Linked DNA regions of Homo sapiens: region 1 is linked to region 2. Evidence: chromatin loops called from intact Hi-C (ENCODE). Cell type or tissue: mammary epithelial cell. All regions are shown on one strand. Each heading gives the region's core, and the rest is flanking DNA. Links, peaks and the distances in the headings are about the cores only. Region 1 overlaps ADGRL3 (adhesion G protein-coupled receptor L3). Region 2 overlaps ADGRL3 (adhesion G protein-coupled receptor L3).

What was found. Peaks named below come from ENCODE experiments on the same cell type or tissue, not always from the same donor. Only the 100,000 strongest peaks of a DNase experiment are listed, where the experiment ranks them.
Region 1: a loop joins it to region 2, with 13 times the contacts of the local background. A loop is called at or near these places in 1 of 110 quality-filtered maps.

The regions. Positions count from the first base shown.
Region 1 is chr4:61,371,505-61,375,898 of GRCh38, forward strand. The region is part of intron 1 of ADGRL3 (adhesion G protein-coupled receptor L3); the gene reads left to right. Among named protein-coding and RNA genes, the nearest start is that of ADGRL3, 170 kb to the left of the region's middle. In mammary epithelial cell, for the core only: no CTCF peak of the experiment used is centred there; a DNase peak (open chromatin) is centred at 2,577; H3K27ac peaks cover 1,349 bases.
Region 2 is chr4:61,423,251-61,427,644 of GRCh38, forward strand. The region is part of intron 2 of ADGRL3 (adhesion G protein-coupled receptor L3); the gene reads left to right. Among named protein-coding and RNA genes, the nearest start is that of ADGRL3, 230 kb to the left of the region's middle. In mammary epithelial cell, for the core only: no CTCF peak of the experiment used is centred there; DNase peaks (open chromatin) are centred at 2,271 and 4,051; H3K27ac peaks cover 563 bases.

The DNA of each region.
Region 1 (4,394 bases), core at 172-4,171, 52 kb before region 2:
GATATGAAATTCTGGGTTGAAAATTCTTTTCTTTAAGAATGTTGAATATTGGCCCCCACTCTCTTCTGGCTTGTAGGGTTTCTGCCAAGAGATCTGCTGTTAGTCTGATGGGCTTCCCTTTGAGGGTAACCCGACCTTTCTCTCTGGCTACCCTTAACATTTTTTCCTTCATTTCAACTTTGGTGAATTGGACAATTATGTGTCTTGGAGTTGCTCTTCTCGAGGAGTATCTTTGTGGCGTTCTCTGTATTTCCTGAATCTGAATGTTGGCCTGCCTTGCTAGATTGGGGAAATTCTCCTGGATAATATCCTGCAGAGTGTTTTCCAACTTGGTTCCATTCTCCCCATCACTTTCAGGTACACCAAGCAGATGTAGATTTGGTCTTTTCACATAGTCCCATATTTCTTGGAGGCTTTGCTCTTTTCTTTTTATTCTTTTTTCTCTAAACTTCCGTTCTTGCTTCATTTCATTCATTTCATCTTCCATCGCTGATACCCTTTCTCCAGTTGATGGTATCGGCTCCTGAGGCTTCTGCATTCTTCACGTAGTTCTCGAGCCTTGGTTTTCAGCTCCATCAGCTCCTTTAAGCACTTCTCTGTATTGGTTATTCTAGTTATACATTCTTCTAAATTTTTTTGAAAGTTTTCAACTTCTTTTCCTTTGGTTTGAATGTCCTCCCGTAGCTCAGAGTAATTTGATCGTCTGAAGCCTTCTTCTCTCAGCTCGTCAAAGTCATTCTCCGTCCAGCTTTGTTCCGTTGCTGGTGAGGAACTGCGTTCCTTTGGAGGAGCAGAGGCGCTCTGCTTTTTAGAGTTTCCAGTTTTTCTGTTCTGTTTTTTCCCCATCTTTGTGGTTTTATCTACTTTTGGTCTTTGATGATGGTGATGTACAGATGGGTTTTTGGTGTGGATGTCCTTTCTGTTTGTTAGTTTTCCTTCTAACAGACAGGACCCTCAGCTGCAGGTCTGTTGGAGTACCCTGCAGTGTGAGGTGTCAGTGTGCCCCTGCTCATGGTGCCTACCAGTTAGGCTGCTCGGGGGTCAGGGGTCAGCGATCCACTTGAGGAGGCAGTCTGCCCGTTCTCAGATCTCCAGCTGCGTGCTGGGAGAACCACTGCTCTCTTCAAAGCTGTCAGACAAGGACGTTTAAGTCTGCAGAGGTTACTGCTGTCTTTTTGTTTGTCTGTGCCCTGCCCCCAGAGGTGGAGCCTACAGAGGCAGGCAGGCCTCCTTGAGCTGTGGTGGGCTCCACCCAGTTCGAGCTTCCCGGCTGCTTTGTTTACCTAAGCAAGCCTGGGCAATGGCGGGCGCCCCTCCCCCAGTCTCGCTGCCGCCTTGCAGTTTGATCTCAGACTGCTGTGCTAGCAATCAGCGAGACTCCGTGGGGCAGGACCCTCCGAGCCAGGTGCGGGATATAATCTCGTGGTGCGCCCTTTTTTAAGCCCGTCGGAAAAGCGCAGTATTCGGGTGGGAGTGACCCGATTCTCCAGGTGCGGTCGGTCACCCCTTTCTTTGATTAGGAAAGGGAACTCCCTGACCCCTTGTGCTTCCCGAGTGAGGCAATGCCTCGCCCTGCTTCGGCTCGTGCAGGGTGCGCACACTCACTGACCTGCGCCCACTGTCTGGCACTCCCTAGTGAGATGAACCCGGTACCTCAGATGGAAATGCAGAAATCACCCGTCTTCGTCGCTCAGGCTGGGAGCTGTAGACCGGAGCTGTTCCTATTCGGCCATCTTGGCTCCTCTAACTCTGTCGCTTTTTCTAAAATATCTAGTTCATCTTTGCTCTTGATTTTTTATTGTAATAACCACAGCATGCTATTCTTAAAATTGTAATAAGCATATAATTTGAAATAGTATCCTAGAGAAATAAGAGACATAACAATTTTTCATTTATAGGTATACATAAAATTATGTTTGCATATTTATCCCATATGAATTTGAGAATTTAACTTTCATTGTTAAGGGGGAAAGTAGAAAAAATGTTAAAATGTTAAAATTTTTGTTATTAGCATTTCCTTTATATCTCTTGAATGCATACTTCAAAACGAATTGATTACATTTAATAACAATGGAAATTAAAATCAGCATCAATTAAATTTAAAAATAATGCAATACTTTAATTCAGATAAATCATTTTCATAGTTTGCTGTTCTTTGACTTTTGTTATTCTGAAAAATATTGTTTCACTTTAATAGACTTTTTTACTTTTTAAAGAGTTGTGTTGCTAGCTGTATGCAACATCCATTATTTTTAAAAAGGTCTGTGGATGCATTAACTTTTTCCTACAAAAAGCCAACAGGTTAAAAACATTTTAATGAACCTTATTTGAAAGGATGATATGAATTTTCCCCCAATAGTCATGCAATATCTAAATAACTTAAAATGTAGATTTATATACTCTTCTTTTTATGTCTATAACATATAGACATAAAATATAAATACTTAAAAGTAATGTCCTCAAAAGGCAGAGTAAAATACCCACACATACACGAATCCTTTGAACTTCATCAAGGGGGTTAACTTTTGCTTCTCTGTAATGCCAGTATTACCTAACCTTATTATGACTAGCTTGAATCATGTATGAGTAAAACTTCAGTTATCTAGGATCTTGTTTGGGTGGGTGTGGGGTGAATTCTTTGGGTAGAAAAAAATTTCTGAAAAGTTGGGGCAAATATCCCTCCTATTCAAGTGTCCACTGCAGATGTTTGCATTTGAATAGTATAACTATTTCCAAAGTTCTTTCTGTTTTCCTCAGAGCTTTAGGTATTTCTTCTGGATGTCAGTTTGTCAATACTCTGCTTTTGCTTCTTCTGATTTCTCTTTGTTAGAACTCTGTATAGGAAAGAAAGAATAAGTAGGTCTTGATTGAGGGCCTCTCCATGAAGTTGAGTTGAATTTTAGTGCAGTGTGCCTTTTTTTTTCACAAACATGTTTTCTGATTCAGGCTTGTAAGTTACATTGGTTTGATTTCCAGATGTTGGAGTCTCAGATAAGGGACTATTACTGTGGAACATGAAGCACATTTTTAAGACCTCAGTACTGAAGATTTTCTGCTTGAAATCTTAGACAAAGTGAGAAATAAAGCTTCATGCGATGCACTACAGGCAATGTGGGAAGGGGGCAGAGAAAAAAGGAGAAAGCAGAATGGCAATGCAATGGAAATCTGATATTTGATATGTAAGTTAATCCCTTTCAGACCTCCAGCCAGATTTTTTTTTCACTTGTGCAGAAGCATTTCTTTATTTCCTTCTTTCTGCTTTTTAATCCCACATTCTGCCCCCTGCACAGTTGGAATGTTCCCAAAACACTTTGGCAGAGGTCACTTCTCAGAAGCTTTTTAAACTTTAGTTAGAATACATTTATTGATTTTTTTTTAATGACCAGAGGAATGAGGATTTTTGGAAAAAGCTTATCTGAGGTTCAGTGTCTGGCTTGGCAATCCAAACTATTTTAAACCTCTGAGAACACTTCATTAGATGCCAGGTTCTTGTGTTTAGTAAAACAGTAAGGATTCTGGCATATTGGATTTTTGTGAGATTCGTATCACCTGACAATTTGGCCTTCTAGATATGTGACATAAAAATCATTTTTCTGGAACTGACATTCAGAAACTGCGTGAGTTTACAAAAATTTGGTAACTCTTAAAAAAAAATCTATCATGAGTCTGTAGAAGGTATTTGGTAGCATGTGTTGGCACAATAACTTGTTCTTAGGCTATTTTTCCTTGTATTTAATAGTTCAAGATTAAACTCTAAATTTATTTATCTAAATTTACCATGAAGAGAAAGTACAGTTTTGTGAACTAAAAACTGGAGGGTTAAAGACAGGATAAATAAATGTTTAAAGAAAAGGATTTTTTCTTAAGTAGAGCATTTCTGCTTGAATGAAATTTTAAATTTCTTGCTCAAATTTTGGACATAAACCGGGACAAGATTTCCTACATCCATAACCCTGAGATAAGTATCATATGAATCATCAAGTGTACTCCCTGAGTTACTCTGACTTACACTGTCCCAGCATGCATGTTTCAGGTTAGATTTTGGTATGTTTAACCAGTGTGAAAGGAAAGGAGATGGAGCAATGGTAGAGTGCTTAAATAATATATATGTTGAAAGCTGATTATTTTGCAACACATTTCAAAATGTTTTAGTACAGAGCCTCTGTAAACGGTAAATATCTCTAAGACATTCAAAGTGAATTAATTAATATGCAATCTTTCCAAAATACAGCTCCTATAAAGACCAAGGGGTCTATATGTTCTCTTTGTATATTCATCTTAGAAAAAAATACATGAGTTTAGAATTCATATTTGTAGAAGCAATAGCAATCAGTGTCACTTAATTGCAGGTATATATTGAAAATTATCTATTTGCTTTATGAGTGGTAGTTTCT
Region 2 (4,394 bases), core at 272-4,271:
ACAACCAGAAAACGTTGACCATTTCAGTAGACAAACAGGATGATTAAGATTTGGATACATAGAGAAGGAACAAATAGAAGCAGCCCTTGGAACAGCATGGGCAAACCCAGAGGCCATGCACTTCCATATTTCAGGAAACATTGAATCCAGTGTGGATAGGATTAATAGAAGACAAGATGGGAAAGTGTATAGGAGTTTAACTTCAGAGCTATTGAACATTGTGTTAGATAATCTGGACTTTATGCTACATCAACATGATGTCATCTGAGCCTTGATGAAGGTATAGGGAGAATCCATGAACATAGTTTGATCTGGCAGAGAGCAGTATGGAAGATAAGTAGTGGAAAGGGACTAGGTGGAGGCCAACGGATTAGGGCCAGTAATGCCATTTTAATAGACTGAAATCACAGGGAGTGTAAGAGCTGGGATTAGTAGGAGAGGGTCATGATTGTGAGAGGTTTCAGACTTTTAAAGCCTGCTGAAAGTCCTGGTTGTGTTGTTCTTTATTTAGTTGGAAATGCATTGTTTTGGAATTTAGAACCAGGGCCATGGTTAACCTGAGATAAGAAGAAATGGGTTTAATGTGTGTATATGGTAGCCATAAGCCATGGAAGGAGCACAGAGTAAAAACATTTAAAGGTGAGTTTTTGATGAACACCTCCACTTAAAGAAGTAGAAAATGAAGAGTGAGTGAAGGAGGCCAATAAGGGTGAATGTTAATGAGAAATTTAGAAGGAAACCTACAAAAATAGGACAATGTGACTGTCAGGTTTTAACCTGAGCTGGGGTCCAAAGGGAGTTGATGGACAGGTGGTGGGTAATTGAAAGAACACTCAGGGGGTGAAGGGGCATAGGCAGGTGGGACATGGCTTTATTATACGCTGTCCCTCACAGTGTCAGTGATACATTTATGCACTTCACAGACAACAGTGGCTCAGAGTCAGGTGATGAGCCGACTCATAACATGGTAGCATAACTGTGATTATATAATGCATGGGATTGTGCACCTGCGCTCTAATCCTGCTGCATCATGCTGTAACAGATGTTTACCTTGGCCTACTCTTGACTGCCGCACAGCCATTTTCCTTACACTCCACCCCCTAGGCTGAGGGGGTCCTCTTAGTGGGGAAACTTGCCCACACGGTGGCACCCTGGACCCATAGGCCACAGCAGTAATACAAGAAGCAACAACCTACTACTAATATCCCTGTTACGCTCCCCATGATTATCAGGGCCCAACGTAGGCCAGAGCTCAGGGATGCCCACCATCTCTGTGGGGGGTCATTAGTAAGGCTCTCAACTGCTTCAACCTCCTGTGCCATCTCTTGCAAGGCTGCTATTATGTTTTGTTGATTTTCTGGAATAAATGTACAACATTGTGTCCCTATAAGGGCACAGATGCCACCTTGGGCAGCTTACTATATCTAAGGCCATCCAGTTTTGCAGCACCATCTTTCATCTTTCTGGTTTGATCAACCTCATTGGTTAACAGGAGGAGGGTGACTTGGGTGTAATTCAGGGGCCAAGCTGTGTGCTCTGCAAGGGCTGTAACCTGTGTTTCTACAGTAATGACACCTGCTCCAGGGATGGTCAAAGCTAAGGGGTAGAGCCACCAAGGGGCTTGCAGCACTTGCAAAAAGTGGGAACGTAGCACCTCCCAGTTGTGTGGGCATCTAGGCAATGTGGGAAGCACAGTGGCAGGCACAAAGGCCATCCCCAGGTACAAGGGCCAGTCCAGTTCACTGGTGCATATGGCCATTCCATGTCTCCACAGACCCATAAACTCCCAGGGGGCACAAAGTCCATTGGAGCTTGACGTTGATGAGGCCACCTATTCCACTACACCCTTGGTGTGGTGATATATGTTATATTTGTGCAGGCTATGGTGGGCAAATACCCCATGTTGACACCATCCCATTGTTGCTGTATACATCGTGGTACCTGTGGGGTGGGGGCACTATGTGTTCCCCTGCTAACCAGCCCCATTCATCATAGACATTACAGGTCAGCCAGGGGTTGAGCATGTCATAGGTTTTGCCATGCCCCCTATCCAAAGTTTACCATTTCACATTCCAGGCATCGCCCATGGGACCCCAAGTCTCTAGCCATGTCCAGTTCTCCATAGAAGCTAAGTGTATGTGGCAGGGCAAGCCGTCCATAGCTGCTGCTGGAAGGGTGGTGCAGATCCTACAGTTGGAAAGATTAGTCACCTCAGCATAGGTGTGGGCCCATTTCACAATGCTTTTGCAGCATGTCAATCTATGGTCGAAACGACAAAGCAGGCACAGGTACTAACAAGGATGAATCATGCCCTTCAGGCAAAATACAGGCTAACCATTCATTTCTGGTAGCTGCCAGTGGCTTCTGCCCAGGGTGGTGCTCCCCATGGTTCCTTTGGGTCCTCTATCTGTGCTAAAGTTACTGGGGAGCTCATATTAGGCCACACAGATGGTACAGATGTCCCACAGAGGAGGGTTCCTTCCCTGGCCATTCCCCTATGAACAGTCATTCACGGAGGCCATATATTAAATACCCAAGGAGTGACATGTAAATCACACAGTAGGCCCTCCCCCCTGGGGCTATGGTAGCCAACCATCTGCAATGGGCCTTCGAGAGTCCATGGCCAAAGCCAGGTTTTTTGTTATCCTGCCTTTAGGTGCATTGAGGCAGGCAACAGCAGATTACCATTCGTCCCCATATCTAGTGAGAGGAGGTCATCCTTGGTGTCTGTATCTGTAACTGAATGGAGGCAGTGGCCCAGTGTAGAAGTGCCCCACTGGGGCTGGGCCACCTTTCTGTGGCTGTTCATTCAAGGTTTGGAGCATCAGGTCCAACCTTGAACTACAGCCCCACAAAGGCAGGAGAATAACATGCAAATGTAATTCATTTTCCATAAGTCTTGCCACATGGCGTGGCTCCAAATGAGTTGGTGACCAACTAGCCAATTCGGTAATTTCCAGGTAGTTAACCACAAGATTGGGCCCTGGTAAACTGCCCATCTATTGGTGCAGATTGCCATAGGTGTCTCCTTCTTGGTGATCACCATCCACACTGCTCTGAGTTCAGCCCACTGACTACTTTGTCCACACCTGATAACAAATCATATGGTGTCAGTACTAGGCTGGACCGCAACAGCAGTCCAGGAAGCAGTCGCACCCTGGCTGGACCCATCCATATGCCATGCCCCATCGGGAATGGGGGGGTGCCCCTCTCCTACAGAGTCAGCAGTACAGTTATGTTTTTCACTTTCACTGACTGGCCTCCATAGCCGTCTATGTATGCAGCCTTGCCTGGAAACTTATCTAGGTTCCCATAGACGAGGCTACACTCTGCACCAGCATTTACCAATGCCAACACTGGGGAGAGTGGATTGCCAGTTCCACATATGGCCTCTGGTCATCTGGTTTCCCCCCAAGCCAGGCACCTTGGCCAGTTCCCTAATCAAACACAAAAGGCTCTTTACCTCCACCCACCTTCAAGTAGTCTTTGAGCTGGAGCATCCTGGTGGAACTGGGTCGAGCAACATCATCCTGCCCCGTCTTGGGCATTTTCTGGAATTGCTGCTCTGGGGACAATTGCCTCCACAAAGTTAACAGCACTTCACTGGGTTGCCTATCAGTTTTATCTCGGTCAACCCCAGCCCAAATCAAGTCAATTCCCATCTGTGTGCAGGTCACCCACTGGGGCGGTTTTTTGTCCCACGAGGTGGCCCCTGTGGAAGGGGTACCTTCCCCTTTTTTATGGCACAAAGTCCCTGGTCCTGCCAATGGCCCTCTGCTTCTCTGAGGGCCACCATGGCAGTAGTCATCTCATGTATGCAGTGCCCCATGTACAGAGTAAGGACAGTGGCCAGAGAGCCGAAAGCACTCAGGGGTGCAGAGCTCAACACAAGTTCCCTCATGTGGGAGGGAAAGCATTCAACATATGGCCCTCAGGTATTTAAATCAAACAAAACTTGCCACATACCCATTTCCTGAATTACCTGCACCAGCTCTGCATATGAATGCCATTTACTCACAGTTTTTGGTATTTCTCTGGCATTGTTCCATACCATTCTATGACAGCCATCAGCCATTCAGTCAGGGTGTGGTCGCCTCGCCCCTGTGTTAACCGCCTGCTCACCTGCAATCGCTGTTGGAGGGATGGGTCATAATGGAGGCCAACTTTTCCATTTCAGAGGCAGAGCAGACAATACCATCAGCTCCCTCATCCAAAAGGCAAAGCATCCAGGTAGATAGGGGTTCCCCCATGCACTGCTGACACTGTTTACCTAATTTATGCAAGTCAGTTGGGGTATAGGCACTGTATGACATGTGCTCCACCACAGTAGGAGGTCCCTGAACCCCCACGCCCTGGGGCCCCAGTGGCTGTTCCTGCTCTATTTTCTGACGGAC